Regions from separate parts of the Homo sapiens genome. Here regions 1 and 3 are each linked to region 2. A link is a loop called in an ENCODE intact Hi-C map of the cell type or tissue named here. Cell type or tissue: A673. All regions are shown on one strand. Links, peaks and the distances in the headings refer to the core of each region. The heading gives the core; the rest is flanking DNA.

Region 1 (5,867 bases), core at 485-5,484, 840 kb after region 2:
ACCAGTTTTTGAATCCAGCAATTTTTTTTCAGGTAGGCATATCTCGGCTGATGTATTTACTTCATTTGTCTCTCTTAATTTTGGAGTGGCAGTTTTTCTAATTACCTTTATTCTCTGATGAACCTAAGAAAAGTTGCTGATTTTCAGTTTTTACAGCTTTTTTTTGTTGTTGTAAGGACAAGGGTGATGACTTCCAAGTATTTCACACTTCAGAGCGTTTTAGCTGAAATCATAGTCATTCTTTTTTCTCCTCTAATTCTGAAACTCCAGTGATTTGCTAGATAGGCTATTTGCTATTGTTCCACAGAACATGGGAACAATATGCTTTCATTTCACTTTTATGTTTACGTTTTTATTTTGTTTTCTACTTTGTATTTTTATTTCACTTTTTTCTCCTTTTATATTAGTTTGTATATTTTCTATTGTCCTACTTTTAAGTTCACTGATTCTTTCCCTCTGTCTACCCTATTCATAGGCCTCTAAAAAATTCTTTATCTTTAATATTTTATTTTTCATTTCTCACATTTCTATTTGACTTTTTTATTTTATATAGTTTTCATCTCTTGGTGAACTTTCCTATCTTGTCATAAACATTGCTCCTATATAAGTTTAGTGTGAAAGTTATCTGAAATTAAACACATAGCCAAACAGGATTATTAACTTTTGTTAGAAGCACATATACTAGTAATTTATTTCTTTATAAAAATAATATAACCAAGACTTAGTCTATCAATGGTTAATTTACCAGTAAGATTTTGTTTGAATCTAAATAATAATTATAAAGAAAATCAACATTACGCTTTACTGGTAAAACTGGATAGAAGCCATTTTATGAAGGCTTTGGATAGGCAAAAATTATTTATGTATTTGTGCTAACATTTTCCAGGGAAAACTTGGTCATTTCCACTCAGTAGAGACAGATTTTTATAGGAAAAGAAATTGTAAAAATATTCTGCCTTTGGGGCAATTGTAAAAATGTTTTAATGTGCCTCAGCTGGAAATTTCTGTGTTTTGCCAAATTAAATGATCATTTTCTCCCTGCAAAAAGTGTCTTTCATGTTGGAAAGGATTTGAGAATAGAGTGTATTTGAAAACTATGTAAACCATTTTTGAATTTTCACTGTTTGGCATGAAAATGCTGATTTTTCATCTTAGCTTTAGCTATCAATGTGAGGATTCCTTTCAATAAAAAAAGGTGAAAAAAATTACCCACCTTAAGTTGCAGGAATAACAATATACTTTAATTTGCAGTAGAAAATGGGTGGTTGATTATACCTCTTCCCTGAAAAATTTTGAAGAACTTTAAAGAAAGTTTTACTTTTGTTCTTCCTCCAGTGGAATAAAAACAAAACAAAACAGTGTTTCTGTAATACTGTTTGTTGAAGATTTAATAATTAGACTTCAATTATGATTTATTTTCTATTTAACCAAATAAAAGCAGACTCACTAAGTGTCAAGTGGGTTTACAGTTGGTTGAATTTCTTTTTAGATTTTTTCTGATTTATTCTAAACTTAATAACCTAATACCTTAATATCACAAAACTATATTTTTTCTGATACTGTTATAATCTGATAATAGATTTTTAAAGTTGTCAAATATTATATCCTGCTCTCATTTAAATACTTTTCAGTGACATATACACTGTAATTGAAGGTGGTCATTTCTTCTCAGTAGAGACAGATTTTTACAGTTAAAAAAAGAGAAAGAAATACTGACTTCAATAAAGGGAATCACTGCATTACTTGAGTCTTAATAGTGTCTCTAAAGATGGAGGGCAAAGGCAGAAATTTCATAAAGTTGGGGGATCTGGTGTAAGTGGACTTTTCAGCATGTAAGTTGGATTGTGATTAGGTAAGGCTGATGCGCTAACAATGGAGGGTGGTGGACACAGAGATGTAAGGATTCTGAAGTGAATAATTCAAAAGTCGGTATTGGAAAGTAAGCAGCAAGCTTTTTAAAAGAAGTTTCTCTTATCCATACCAAAGAAGGGTATGCAAAAAACTAAGAGCTTTATTACAAATTAAATCAGGATAGCTCATAAATTTCACAATCAATAATTTTTTAAACAAAGGAATCTATTGCCCACCACGAAGGGATTTTTAAAAATCTAGCAGTAAGGTAAAAATGTAATTTACATTTTCACTCTTTTTTACATTTCAAATATATCTTTATTTATCATGCAGTTAATATCACACTAATCAAAATTTGTGGTTTTTATCAAAATATTTACAAAGGTAATGAGATACTTATTCATGGCTCTTAATGAAAGAGACAAAATACCTTTTTGTTCATGTATGACTTTACCTTGTATTTTGATTTAACAGCAGCAAATCCATTATTCTGAAAACCTAACTAGTTAAATTGTTTTTATGTCATTTACTGACTTTATGCTTCTGGATAAAGAAGGAAAAAAGAGAACTCAAAACTGGTAAAAATAATATAGCTTCTTAGCCTTCAGGGGGAAATTCTTTATTAAGATACACTTTAAATGCACTTCTGATAAGCTTCTTTCACAAACAGGAAGTCCATATAGAAAATAGGCATGCTCATTTGCAGCTTTAATCATAACACTTGTATTAATAGCATAAAAGGAAACCTCCAACACTTACTTTTAAAGGTTTTATTTTAGGCTTCTTATATTAATAAGGAATGGGGACACTGATAGCTCAAATTTTTCATGTTTAAAGGCTCATTTGCAAAAAAACAAAGTAAATGGGAGAAAAATAATTTATGCAAGCACTGCTAATCCAGCTGTTTTGCTTCTGGGCTTAATTGGATTTACCTAGCATTGATATTTGGTGTCAGCATGTGTTATATCATCAACACAAGCAATAGTTACCCAACATAAATGAGGCAATGAAGAGAAGTGAACGCCAAGATTACAAACCTCAAACCAAAGACAAAATATTATTTTATTTGACTCAATCTTAGCATAATTACTTTTTAGCCATGTGTGTTATAGACTTCCTGTATCAGCTTGATGCTGCTATCTTCTACATTTCTGTCCTTTATATCTATCTGCTAAATATAGGCAGTGAAGAAAACTAGTGTTCGATAAAATGACTTTAATAATGGTTACACATATCTTCTGCCTGGCCAAGTACTCCTATTAACTGTAAAAATGCATGCATTGTCTCTAAAGGTAGGAATGTGACACCTGAATTTCAAAGGCAGGTATACGTCATCGGTAACCAGGTCTTTGCTATTTACATGTAGAAAAATGAACTTAACCTTTAAAATTAAGCAATAAACAGCATGTTTAAGAAATAATTTGCAAATATATTTACTTACATATGTATATCTATTATTCCGTTCATCTGTGAGAATATTAAATGTCTTCAAGTGAATATCAGGAATATTTTATTTAGAAAATACATGTAAGAAAGATTACTATTACTTAAAGAAAAATATTTTAATAGAAATGTTTATGAATATATATGTATTTACTGTATGTATTCATCTCATATATGTATGTGTCAACCTGAAATATATTTTGTATATAAATACATATTCATATTACACATCTAAATGCATTCTACATATTTTGCCACATACCTCATACTCTTTCATCATTCCTTGCCCTATCTACCTTGTTTGAACACATAACCCATCCTTTATGTTAATACTCCTCATCTTCCTTTCCTATCCTAGTTTTCCTTTTTTTATTGCAGTTATCATCTCATGTGCTAAATAATGCATTGGTTTATTATATCTGTTGTTTACTGAGTACTGTCTATTTTGCTCTACTCTAAGATAAACTTCATGAGAGAGAGGATCTTCCTTTGATTCACGAAAATACCCCAGTTTTCTATAATAAAGCATGACATGAGTATTATAGGTGCTCAGTGACTGAATGAATGACTGGATATGTTACAAACATTATGTGTGTGTACATGTTTATATACGTCTGTGTATGTGAGGATATACACACACTCAGATATGTGTGTATTTAGACTTCTAAATCATAATTTTCCTATGACTTTTTCCTAATTTTCCTTCTTCTGGTGTTTAAGCCATCCTTCTCTTCTGTGTCATTTATGGAATACATAAGCTTAGAAGTTTAATTCAAAAGGTCCAGCATAGTTTCCTAATATTCTGACTTCAGAGTTACTTCAGAGTTCTAAGATATATAGTTTATCAAGCAAAATGATTAAAAAATAGTCTTTTTTATTTTCTCAGCTTTTGGATTGCTATCATAGTGCTCTGAGCTTGGTTGACCAGTATTTCTTCCAAGTCAAATCAAAGGGAAATTACTCTTGAGCTAAATGAAACAATCTGGATTGTATCCAATAGCATCTCCCAGTGAAATGGTCACTCTAGCTCAGCAGGATCCTCTGAGCCAATATAATTCAGATGAGTTTGAGTGAAATGCAAACATTATCATTCTGTATCAAATTAGGAAGGTATTATACACTATCATGTAAGTTGGCAAATCTAAGGTCCAAAAGACTCAGCTTCAAATATTTTTATCAACACTGGCCATGAAGTTGGGCTGCCAAAATTCAGTGAGCCGTGCAGGTGAATTTAACAGTATTGTGAATTGTATTATAAAAAATTAAATCTTTGTTCATTCAGGTCTCTGCCCAAAATGTCCCTCCTCAGTGATATATAACTAGTATCCTCTTCATGCACTTTTATATTGCCTGTTATAATTTATATTCATTTTGCCTATTTGATTTCTATCTGTTCTATTCACTAGAATATAAGCTCTGTGAAGGCAAGAACTTTGCATGCTTTGTTCATTCCTGACTGTCCAGTGTTCAGAAAAATATTCCTGATAAAGTGTAGGTGCTCATGTCATAGTTATTAAATCAATGAATGAATAAAAATAAGTAGCATGAGGAAGAAGATGTGCCTTCTAAAGAGCATTTTATTGGCCCCCAAGACTCTTCTGCATATGCACTCCAAAGGATACATAAAGAGCCCTGGCACTGAGCTTTTAAAATAATAATTCCCTTTTCTGAAAAGCATTTATAATATTTCCTAGAAACCACTCTGAAACGAGAAAGAATTCACATTTATCGCAAGTCAAGTGTGAGATAATTCAACACCTATGATTTCATAACTACATGCTTAGTCCTTAGAAATGGCCTGATTTTTGAGATATTTTGCTTTGGAGACACAAGGTTGAGTTTTAATATGAAAACCAAAAAAATAAAAAAAATAAATATGTTCCTGAGAAAATAAATGAGTGGAGAAGATTGCAAAAGATGCAGACCTTTGGTTGTGGGGCGAGAAAAGATCAAGGTTTCTATTTTAGACAAGTTAAGGTTAAGATGTCCCTTAGGGGTTCAAAAAGATATGTTGAGAATATATGGATATTTAAGCCTGGAGTTAGGAAGTTATCACCATATAGTTATTTAAAGCCATAAAAAGGAAGTGAATGTAGATAGAAAGAAGAGGTCTAAACATTGACCTCTGAGATACTCCTACATTAGGCAATTGGGGTAATTGCATTTACCAAGTAAGAATAGTTATAGGATTTACCAATAGGAATACTAAGAAGCAGTAGTAAGAGAAGTAGAAGGAAAAACAGGCAGCTGTGGTGTTCTGACCATCAAATATAGACGAATATTTGAAATGTTGGGATTGAAATGCTGGAATCTATATTGTTTTTAATGAGTTTTGAAAATATTCTATAAGTCAGTTTTAGATCTATTTATTTTTCATCATAAAAATGGCAAGCACATGACGGAAGTATTTGAAAGGACAAGAGAAATTAATTCATACTCAAACTCAGTAAAACAAGAGCAGAGATTTTCTGGACTACCTAAAAGCTACTAATTATTTAAGTCCTTTTGGTCATTTTCTTTTCATGCATGTTCTTAAATACTGAACTAATATTATGTGTAAAATTTTTATCAAG
Region 2 (5,867 bases), core at 440-5,439:
ATAGTTGGCTTCAGGTGTGGTTGGATGTGCAGTGATTTTGTGTACTTGAGGCCCTCTATCTTTTTTTTTTTTCTTTTTTTTGAGATGGAATCTCACTCTGTCACCCAGGCTGGAGTCAGTGGCACGATCTCGGCCCACTGCAACCTCCGCCTCTAGGGTTCAAGCGATTCTCCTGCCTCAGCCTCCTGAGTAACTGGGACTACAGGTGCCCGCCACCATGCCTGGCTAATTTTTTTGTATTTTTAGTAGAGACGGGGTTTCACTATATTGGCCAGGCTGGTCTGGAACTCCTGACCTCGTGGTCTGCCCACCTCAGCCTCCCAAAGTGCTGGGATTATAGGCATGAGCCACTGCGCCTGGCCCGAGGCCCTCTATCTTTGTTCTACCCTTAGCTGGGACCCAAGAGCAGCATGGCAGATGGGGAAAAGCCTGGTATCAAAGCCCAGGCTCCCTGTGGCATTCCCTTCCCTACCACATACTAGGAGTGTAGCCTGGATGAAGCTACTTCACATCTCTGTGTTCCAGCGTTTCAACTGTAAAATGGACTATTTCTAAAATAGTACTACACACCTGTAAAGTTAGTCATGAGGGCTAAAGGAGTTAATGTAAGTAGAGCACTTAGAACAGAGCCTGGCACCTAAGAAAGCGCTGTAGAAATGTTAGCATTATTAGTGGGCTGGATCAACCCACTCTGTCCCTCCATGGGGTGAGCATCCTGTTGGGATCTGCTGGGGCATTCCTGTCTGCAAATGGAATTGTGAGGTGGTTCAGTGAAGCTGCAGTTTCATTTAATTCCTGAAAAGGACTGGCACCAGGCCACTTTGAGCAGTGAAGTTGGTCTTCAGTAGTATTTGGTTCTTCCCATCAGTTTTTGAGTCTTATTCTTCTCTTTGTCCCAGTTGGCCAATGTCTTGCTGATCCAGATCCTGACAACAATGACAATGGGATGGGTCCACGCCTATCAGAACCAACACATACATAGTTCCAGTTTCTCATTATACTTTTTTTTTTTTTTTTTTTGAGGCAGAGTCTTCCTGTGTCGCCCAGGCTGGAGTGCAATGGTGCAATCTTGGCTCACTGCAACCTCTGCCTCCCAGGTTCAAGCAATTCTCTTGCCTCAGCCTCCCGAGTAGCTTGGACTACAGGCGCGTGCCACCACACCCGGCTAATTTTTTGTATTTTTAGTAGAGATGGGGTTTCACCGTGTTAGCCAGGATGTTTCATTTTACTTTAAATGTATCCAACCAAAGATCCATCCATCCACCCACCCACCCACTCACCCATCCATCCATCTATCGGTCCATCCGACAAACATTTATGGAGCAACTCCTACCTGCTAGGCAAATTCGAGGCATTGGGAAATGCTAGGAAATGGCATCATTTCTGTCTTCAAGAAGCTTGACATTGATATTGGGTTAATCCACAGGAAATGACACGAAATGCCGAGAAGTCTGGCATTTTGATAGGCTGCTAAGAGAGATATTTATGTCTTTTTCAGGGGCTATTTCAAAACCTTTACATGGTAACACGAAAAGCACCCTCTACTTATTTAAAGACATGATTTCTTATACAGGTATTTAAAAAGAGCATGAAGCTGGGACATTCTAAGAGCCAAGAAGTTAGGAAGGCAGTGAAAGGGGAGTAGGTATCGTGGATAAAAGTTAGAAGTTTAGGTAAAAATTGTGTGTCATAAGCTCTGCAGCTGGGACTTACCTGTCCTGCCCAAAACGAGCCAATAGTTGTGCACCAAGGCTCCTCAGCACAGCATGAGGACGAGGTGATGATCAGATCCTTCTTTCTGGCTGCAGGACCCAGGGTGCTATTGCTGCAGCTGGCGAGGATGATCACAGCACTGTCCAGACATCTCCAATGAGTAAGGCACCTGTCCGATGGTGCTGCAATGCTCATTCTATTTCCAGCAAGTTATTAGAAAAATGTGCGTAATCATTGTGTAAAATGCCAGCAGAGTTACCTTTGTGTGGTTTTTCTCACTTGAGATCTCAAAGTCAAGTCAAAATTCTTGAGGGGCTGTCCTTGTCCTTGGTAGCTGGATTCCCATCTCATTCAGTCCAATGTCTCCCACTACTTTCCAATGTGCAGCTTGGTTCTGTCAAGCTGCTCTCATTCTTCCTCACTAAAAATGACCGAATTCCCTTGGCCAGGTGTGGTAGCTCACACCTGTAATCCCAGCACTTTGGGAGGCCGAGGCGGGTGGATCATGAGATCATGAGATCAGGAGTTGGCGACCAGCCTGACCAACATGATGAAACCCTGCCTCTACTAAAAATACAAAAATTAGCCTGCAATCCCAGCTACTCAGGAGGCTGAGGCAGGAGAATTGCTTGAACCCAGGAGGTGGAGGTGAGCCAAGATCATGCCACTGCACTCCAGTTTGGGCAACAGAGTGAGACTCTGTCTCAAAAAAACAAAACAAAACAAAACAAAACAACCTCATTTCCACCTCGAGGCTTTCACTCCCCCTTCTCCCCCTTGATTAGTTACTTCTTTTTCCTTTCTCCCATACTTTTCTGGCTCCACTTAAAACTTCTTCAGTGAAGCATTCCAGAATTGCTTCACATCCTTTAATAACCTCTATTTCCCCCTGTGAATTTCCAGGCTACTGTGCACATAATTTGGATTACACAATTTAGTCTTTGATTACATATTGCATTGCAACGCTGGCTAGTTATTTTATGTGCTGGTGTGGTTAACTGATCGAGTAGGAAGCTTCCTGCTCCTTTCCTGCACATGTCCCGGCACCCAGCACAGTGCTGAGGATATAGTAGGTATCCAACGTTTGTACCAGTACATCTAGTATATACATTATTGCAGGTATGGATCCCAGCTTTTCAAAGTCTGAAGCTTATACAATTTGAAGAAGCCTTTTCCTGAAAGGAAAAGAAAAAGACTACAAGATGACGAATAAAAAATCAGGAGCCAAAATGAATATTTCGTGAATACATCGCCAAGGCCGCATTTTGGGGAAGAAGTCTTCACAGGAGAGAGACTCTGGAGCTCCAGCAGCTCTGAAATGGACAAATCTAGAGGTGTTTTTGGTCTTCACAATCCGTCTTCTCCATCTGTCACATACAAACTGAACATCAGGCCTCATTCTCTCTCCCAATGGCGAACCTTCCCTACCTTGGTAAACTGGCAAGGACCTCCCCTGATTTAGTCTGCGCCAGCTCATAGGACTGGGTGTGTAATTGCTAGGGAGGAAAATGGTGGTTGACAATTAAGCATCAACAGTGTCATTGATCTTTTGGGGAAGAGAAGAGGAGCTTGTAACAGCCAAAGTATCTACACATTTTTGTATTGTGTATTTATTCTATAAATGTATTTATGCCTTATATGGCATATGTCATTTAAACTGGAACAGGCAGAGTGTCAAGAGGCCAGGGCTGTATATTTATCATCTGAGCACGGTGCAGGGGGCTGAGCCATTTCCTCTCCATCTAAGCTGTTTTTTGGAATCTGACCAGCTGGTGTCACTATGGGACCGTGAATACAGGCATCTTCAGAGCTCTAGGAGTAGAAGAATTTTGGATTGGCGTTGTGGCCCTGGGAAAGGTAACCTTCCTCCCACCCAGCACGAGCCTCCGCCCGACCTCCTCTCTCCCTGTGCCTGCATAGTTTATAAAATTGAGAACTAGCGGACGGATTTAATTTTGATGGAGAATTACCTGTAGGCAAGAGGGCAATCAAACCCATACTGTTAAGGGGCGGGGGGACAAAGGTAATGAATCTGTTCTGTACGTTTAGCAAATGGAGAGTGTCAGGCTAATAATCCGTCAGCTCCTTTTTCCTATGCAATAAGCTTCCGTTACATCTTGTTAGGTACTACGAACTCAGCACTATCTATAAGGGGCTGATTAACCAAGCAGTGCCTTTTCCAAGCTTCTCATTTCCTGTGTCCTTTCTGCCACCTGCCCTTCATCTATTTGGACCATCAAGGAGTCCCAGGTGAAAAGGGGATTTCAAATCAGTCTCTCAGTCACCAAGTTTTAGCAAATTATGGAGGTTTGGTATGGGAGAAGCTCGAGAATAAAAGCTGAGAAGTGCTTTGGAATTCACTGCAGGTAGAAGGCATCTCTGCCTGCGTTTCCTGTCACTACTGCGAATCATGTACAGTCTTTCATGGACCACGGGGGATCAGATAAAGCTCTCCGAGTTTAAATTTCGTTAAAAGAAGAGTCCTGCTGACCCAGGGTCGTTAACTGGCTATCCCCAGTTTGCCAAGGCTGCCATAATGAAGTACCACAGACCGAGCGGTGTCAACAGCAGACATTTATTTCCTGACAGTTCTGGAGGCTGGAAGTCCAAGAGGAAGGTGCAGGCAGGGCTGGGTTCTGGTGAGGCCTCTGTCCTTGTCTTGTAGATGGCACCTTCTCACTCTGTCCTCATGTGGTCTTACCTTTGTGTGCTCCCATCCCTGCTACCCCTTCCATGTCCACATTTCCTCTTCTTACAAAGACACAAGTTAGCTTCGATTAGGGCTCACCCCACTGGCCTCATTTAACCTAATCACCTCTTTAAAGGCTCTGTCTTCAAATACATCTCATTCTGAGGTACTAGGGGTTAGGGCTTCAACATAAGAATTTGGGGGAAACATAATTTAACCTCTACCCCTGTCCCCATCCCTTCACTGGTCTGGATTGAAGTTGACCAGCTTGAGATGCTGATTATCTGACTGAAATGTGTCTCCTTGGCTTTTATTTTATTTTATTATTATTTTTTGAGACAGGGTCTGGCTCTGTCACCCAGGCTGGAGTGCAGTGATGCGATCTCGGCTCACTGCAGCCTCTACCTCCTGGATTCAAGTGATTCTCGTGCCTCAGCCTCCTGAGTAGCTGGGACCACAAGTGTGCACCACCACGCCTGGCTAACTTTTTGTAATTTTTGTAGAGATGAGGTTTTGCCATGTTGCCCAGGCTGGTTTCAAACTCCTAGGCTCAACCAATTCACCTGCCTCAGCCTCCCAAAATGCTGGCATTCCCTTCAGCTTTTACGTGCCATTCTGAGTAGCATGGTTCATACTTGCCAACAGCCCATGATCCTCCTCTTCAGAACCATGAGAACATAAAGAATTTCTTCTTGATGCCCAGAGACCCTTCCTGAAGACCACAGAACCTGGGAGGACAGAGGGACCTGTTCAGGTGACAGGACCTAGGGCCTTGCCCAGGGTTCCTAAAGAGTTTTTGATTGATCCCAGGGTTCCCTAGCTTGGTCTTCTTTCTTTTGTCTTCAGGCTTTTGCTGGAGTGCACTGGTGCGATCTCAGCTCCCGCAACCTCTGCCTCCTGGGTTCAAGCAATTCTCATGCCTCAGCCTCCCGAGTAGCTGAGATTACAAATATGTGCCACCACACCCGACTAATTTTTGTATTTTTAGTAGACATGGAGTTTCATCATGTTAGCCAGGCTGGTCTTGACCTCCTGGCCTCAAAAGATCTGCCCACCTCAGCCTCCCAATGTGCTGGGATTACAGGTGCGAGCCACCGCGACCAGTCTTCAGGCTTTAGATATGCATTTTAAAGAAATTTTTCTGCCAAGATGTTGTAAAGTTAACGTATTGAAAATAAAGTTGATGCAAAAATAATTGAATTCACAATGTATTTTTGCTATGCAGTACAGAAAGCTTTCACCTTTTACCACATAAAAATAAAGCAATACAAATTAAAATAATGTGCAGATATATGCTCTTATCAAATTAGCAAGTAATAATGTTCATGCTAGAAAATTTAGAAAGTATAAATAAACAAAAGGAAGAAAAATCAATTATATATAGCTCTTAATATAGGGTTATTTATCTCTACTTCTTTTTAGGTATAAACATATTTTACAAAAAAAAAGAGAGAAAGATTATACT
Region 3 (5,867 bases), core at 317-5,316, 580 kb after region 2:
CATAGCCTAGGTATGTAGTAGGCTATACCGTCTGGGCTTGTGTAAATATACTCTATGATGCTCCCACAATGACAGAATTCCCTAAGGACACATTTTTCAGAACATACCCCTGTTGCTAAGTGATGCATAGCTGTATATCTTCTCCACTTGACTACAAACTAAATGATGATCCAAATGGAATCTATTTTTTTTTTTTTTTACTGTCATATAACTAGCTCTTTAGCACAGCACCTGACACATAGTAGGTACTCAAAAGATGTTTGGAACTTCCTCCAGTATACATCTATATTTATTTTTCCAGCATACATAGAACTTTAGTTGATTACATCATTCATTTATATTTTTATGCATTTAAATTTACTTAAACATTCATTTATTCTACAAACTTTTATTGAGCTCCTAGTATGTGCCAGTGAACATTAGGCCATGTAGTGGTGCCTTAGAAATAAAAGACAGATTCCCTTTTCTTTAAAAAAGAAGACAGAGAAATATAAGAAAATCAGCCTGGGAAAAAACCACCTGGGAAGCTGCTTGAAATACAAATACTAGGCCCCTCCCCAGGCCTACTGGGCAGAGACTCCAGCAACCTATGTTTTAACAAGCCTCCCTGGGAGTCCAAGGCCCACACTGTAATGTGAGAGACGCCTGGTACAGACACTGCTCTACCCTCTTCCCCAAGGCAGATTTCCTCCATCTGAAAGTACTACCAAGTCCAGAGTAAAAACTAACCCAGTTGTAGTTCTGAGGTGCAGGATTCAGTCTCGCATCTGCAAAGCTCAGAGTGGTGCCTTCTTAGATCACTAGCTGACCCCTTTAGGGAAAGCCTGTGCCAGAATAATCCTCTAAGCATTGTTCTGACCTCCTGCTGGCTTCCTGTGGTTTTCCTCTATTTTGTGTCTCCAAAGTCTCATAGATGAACTTACTTAAATTATATGGTATATAGACTTAATTAATGGTAAGGAAAGTAGAATTCACTAGTTTAAAGGGAAAGCAATAGGAATGAATTTAGTACATATTTTCAGCAAGAAGCATGGTGGTGTTAAGTCAGAGACATCAGTTTGAACATATTAAAGGCCATTCTTTTGCTCTGTCAATCTCATGGCTGTTGACTCTAACTTTAATGCATAGTATCTTGAAAATATGTGACTATAATCAAAATGGAAAGAAATGAATCTACATACATCAACATAGATCCTTATTTCCTGAAATATTCGGAACCTACATATACTTACACACACACACACACACACACACACACACCCCGCACCCAAGCACACAATTATTTTTGTTTGTTAGTATGTGGTGTTCTTTTACAAATATATTAATGAGCTATTTTTAAGGTTTTAAAAATGGTTTGCTTTGTAATGGGTGGCCTAAAAGTCTTAGTTTTACTTCTCTGGAAATTCTGACTTTTCCCTTATTGCTCAGTTGTGGTTTTTCAGCGAGGAAAGTTTTGCTATTTTCCAACTTAAAGCAAATAAATTTATCTTATAGTTTGTTCTATTTTGTATACCTTCTCAAAAACACATTTGATAGCAGTGCAAATGCTTTTTGAAAATTAAAATAGTAAAAGTACCACAAGGACTTCAATTAAAAACATCTCGCTTTGCCCTGTGTGAGCTCTTTTCTATTTATCAGGATGTTATTTAAAGTTGGACAATTAATGTAAATGCTCTCTGGAGAACTTAAGTGCTTCCGTGTAGATAGGTGGAATTTCCTAGGAAATTCCAGAGACTATCAATCTATCAGTCTGTCATTCAACAAATGTTTCAGCTGCATGAAAGATACAGCTTTAGATTCTAGGTGCAACTGGAAGTGACACTTAAATTAAATGGAAAAATATGCATGCAGAGTTAAGTTACAGTGTTAATATTAATGATCATTCACTTCTGTGTAGCTTTTTTGGTAAGTTTTTAAATTTTATTGACTTATTTGACAACTAAAAACTAAATATTTGAGGTGTGCAATTTCATGATTTGATGGATATATGTATAATCACCACAATAAAGCTCATAATATATCCATTACCTCAGATAGTTTTCTTTCTTTCTTCCTTTTTCTTTTTTCGATGAGGAGGTGGTGAGAATACTTAAGATATATCCTCTTAGCAAATTTCAAGTTGTATAGCTTACTTAAATTATTTTCTTTCAACCTATAAGGCAGGAAGGGAAATAATTATTATCCCCATTTTCAAATAGAGAAACAGAGGCTGAGGTTTGCAGACATCAAGTGCCTTATCCAAGGTCATGCATCCTTATGCTAAGTGCCAAAGTCATGATGAAGACTAGCTCTTTGGAGTTCTAATACAAGACTTGTTTATGACTTCCCATTGCCCCTTTAAAAAACAAAACAACAACTAATTGATGGTGCATGATAAATGATAAATACAGTTATATCAGAAAAATGCTTATTTTTTGTGGCAGTGATGACTGGGAATTCCCTCCCTCTATGAAGGAGAGAGTGAAGCACTGGGTTTTGGGCCAATTTATCTAAAAGTGAAAGAGCCTGGTCTTGGGGAAATGATCAGTGGTGGAAGGAGGAAATGCACATGCAAGGCCCGCAGTGGATCAGTGTTCTGCGATGATTGAAGGCGCCCTTGGACTTGGATGGGCATCCTGACATTGTCTAGTCCTGACTGTTCATTTCTCAAGATTCTTGTTAGCTGCCAAGGTCTAGTAGGATGAGACCACATTAATGTCAATGAAGTCCAGTCAGTTCGAGACAGCTTTGTTTTTCTACAATTAAAACAATGAGGCAATGACTCTCAATCATGATCTCTTGGGTCTATTTCCCCTGGATACTAACTAATGGTGGTTCCAATTCTTTTAAAACAGACTATATTTTTTTTTTCTCACATGAGTTCACACACACAAATGCATGTGGTTTTGGTCCACATGCATTTCATATGACTCTGAAGTATAGCGTTATTGGTGAACATAAAAGCAATCAGACTTGATTACCGTTCAAGAGGGACTCTGAAAAGAGCATCCACGAATAATGCCCTGGACTCCTGGAAAGCTTGGTGTATCATTCCTTCTTCTTTTTTTTAAGAGCACTGGACCTTAGACAGTAGATGGCAGTGTGAGATGGGAAATTTAAGTCTTGGCAGCGATATGCTTGAAACCAGCCCAGTAAAAATGGCTTTTTGACTTGGAAGCATTTATGAAATGAACTTTCAGTCGGAGTTTTGTCTGACAGCCAGGATTCCACCCTGCGAGGTGTTGGCAACCCACAGGTGAGGCTGTGTAAGTGCTTTGTTTGAACCGAGGCTGTTGCACTGCTCGGAAGCAAGGTGGGGAGCATTTGAGCAAAATCATTGTCACAGAGCCAAGCAAACTGCCACTCAGGTCTCTTGGCACTCCTGTTCCCCCTGGCATAGTTAGAGCCACTCCTCTTTGCCTTTCTGGGAAATTCATTGTGTTTAAATCTAATAAGTAGAAGCTTTGATATATCCAAAATGTTGTTGCTGCTTCAGGTATTTACTTAATCTTTCCTTTCCTTTCTATCCTAAACCCCTTAAAAGTCTGAAGCAGTGAGTGAGGGAGTTTCCAAACTGAAAAGCAAATTAGATTATTCATGGGAGAATTGCTCAATCTGAAAGTACACTATTCCCCATGGCTTATCAAATGATGGATTCTATTTAGAATCTTTAAGAAATCATGGAAAATAGGGCAGTGTTGAAGCAGGTTTGGGTGTCTCTTCTATTAAAGACTCTTGACAGTGGCAGGATTTGGTATCTACAGTTACCTGGTAAACCTGGATCCCTCTAGAACACCTTATAACACGCAGGTGTATTTTAAGCACAGAAGAAGTAGCATAAAACATTTGTTTTACACAATATTCTATTTCATAGAGAAGAGGTTAGAGGATCCTTGCTGCGCATGCAGTCACTGAAGAATCAGAATAGGGTCCATAATGAGTGTATCCTAAAGTTAGTAATTATTCTGCTTCTTGAACCTATCTGAAAACTACATTCCCTTAATTTAGGTATAATTTCTAGACTAGCTAAATCTCAGCTTTTATGTGATATAATATACATTACTTAACCCTCCATAAGATCTTGTTTTCCCAACTGTAGAATGAGGATAATAAAAGTACTTGCTTCATAGAGCCTGTTATACCATAAATATTGCCATTATAATACAGTTTGCTATACAACAAATATTAGCCATTATTATTACATATATGTTGATGAGTGCAGGCATATTTTCAAACAAAATTACTTTCTCTCCACTTCCCGAAATAATTCAAGAGGATAGTGAACACTAGTAATACTCTAAGTCAAACAAAATTAAGTAGATAAGTCTGCTCAAAATATACTGTGTACACAATTAAGTGCAGGAAAATTTAAGACTACCTGTAAAAACACTCATTTTCATCAATATGCTTCAGAGGAGAAGAATAGAATGTTACACAAGCCTCCACACACATACTGTGTATGCGCATTCACATGCCCATATATTTTCATTCATTACTTAAAACAGTGCTTTGGTTAACCAGGTGTGGAGACACATTTTCAGGACAAGAGAAATAGAAGCATGAGAATAAAGTATTGCCAGAAGTCACATTCACCTCTTCTTTTTAACAGGCAGAATTTCTGTTTATCAAGTGAGATTGGGGTCAAAGCTTGAAGGGGTAGAGTGGGCATAAAAATGGTCATGGGCCAGGCGTGGTGGCTCACGTTTGTAATCCCAGCACTTTGGGAGGCTGAGGTGGGTGGATCACTTGAGGTCAGGAGTTCAAGACCAGCCTGGCCAACATGGTGAAACCCCATCTCTACTAAAAATACAAAAATAAGCCTGGCATGGTGGCAGGTACCTGTAATCCCAGCTACTCAGGAGGCTGAGGCAGGAGAATGGCTTGAAACCGGGAGGCGGAGGTTGCAATGAGCTGAGATCGCGCCATTGCACTCCAGCCTGGGTGACAGAAAACGACAACAGCAACAAAACGGTCATAACCATCCTAAAACTGGAACCTTCTTTTGAGAGAGAAGTACCTAAGTTAATCTGGAGGAAAAGTAAGTTGAGAGTGATTGACCTAGTGAATTATGGTTAAGTATCAAGAAGTTACTTCCCAACTCCACTACTTTTCACTTTCTTATATTTTCCTCAAGTTGTTTTTTCATTTCATTTTTTGTTTGTTTGTTTGTTTAATTAACTTTACTAAGGCGATAAGTCTGCGTTCTTTCCCAGGCTCTTCCAGGTTTTGAGATCTTGGGAAATTTACTGAATGTCTCTGTGTCCTCACCTATAATAATAAGAAATAATAACACCCCAGCTTGTTGTGAGATGAGATAAGCAGATACATGTAACACCCACCAGTCCAGTGTGGGGCATAAGGTAAGCTCTCATCCCATAAAAGCCAGAGATAAAAAGGATCATTTGACTTGGCATTTACAGAATTAGAAAACTACATGATGTTTGAAAGAAGCTCAGAGTTAAGCAACGCCTCTTATTTTACAGATGAGGAAACGAATGGCTAGAAAGGTTAAGTAAAGATTGGTAACACTGCTTGCATTAGTCAGGATTCTCCAGATAAACAGAACCAATAGTATTTATTTATTTATTTGTTTATTTAATCATTCATTTATTCATTACAAGGAATTGGCTCATATGATTGTGGAGGCTCAGACATCCCAAAATCTGCAGCCAGCAAGCAGGAGACCCAGGAGAGCGAATGTTGTAGCTCCAGTCTGAAGATCGTCCAGCCTGAGACCCAGGAGGAGCCAATGTTTCAGTTTGAATCTGAAGGCAGGAAAAGACTGATGTACCAGCTCATGGCAGTCAGGCAGGAGCAGTTCCTCTTACTAGCAGGAAAGTTGGCCTTTTTGTTTTATTCTGGCCTTCAACTGATTGGTTCAGGCCCAC

What was found. Hi-C counts contacts between places; a loop is a spot of excess contacts. Peaks named below come from ENCODE experiments on the same cell type or tissue, not always from the same donor. Only the 100,000 strongest peaks of a DNase experiment are listed, where the experiment ranks them.
Region 1: it touches region 2 in a loop (4-fold over the local background); 5 of 110 quality-filtered maps call a loop at or near these places.
Region 3: a loop joins it to region 2, with 5 times the contacts of the local background. A loop is called at or near these places in 3 of 110 quality-filtered maps.

Annotation. Positions count from the first base shown.
Region 1 is chr6:8,971,072-8,976,938 of GRCh38, forward strand. The region is part of intron 2 of LOC105374914 (a long non-coding RNA gene); the gene reads left to right. Among named protein-coding and RNA genes, the nearest start is that of HULC, 320 kb to the left of the region's middle. In A673, for the core only: no CTCF peak of the experiment used is centred there; a DNase peak (open chromatin) is centred at 2,660.
Region 2 is chr6:8,127,967-8,133,833 of GRCh38, forward strand. No RefSeq gene overlaps it. Among named protein-coding and RNA genes, the nearest start is that of EEF1E1-BLOC1S5, 28 kb to the left of the region's middle. RefSeq lists an enhancer at 3,376-3,425. In A673, for the core only: a CTCF peak has its summit at 3,475 (motif pointing right); a DNase peak (open chromatin) is centred at 3,495; H3K27ac peaks cover 1,035 bases.
Region 3 is chr6:8,705,009-8,710,875 of GRCh38, forward strand. The region is part of intron 3 of LOC100506207 (a long non-coding RNA gene); the gene reads left to right. Among named protein-coding and RNA genes, the nearest start is that of HULC, 56 kb to the left of the region's middle. In A673, for the core only: a CTCF peak has its summit at 3,069 (motif pointing right); DNase peaks (open chromatin) are centred at 803 and 3,083; H3K4me3 peaks cover 435 bases; H3K27ac peaks cover 980 bases.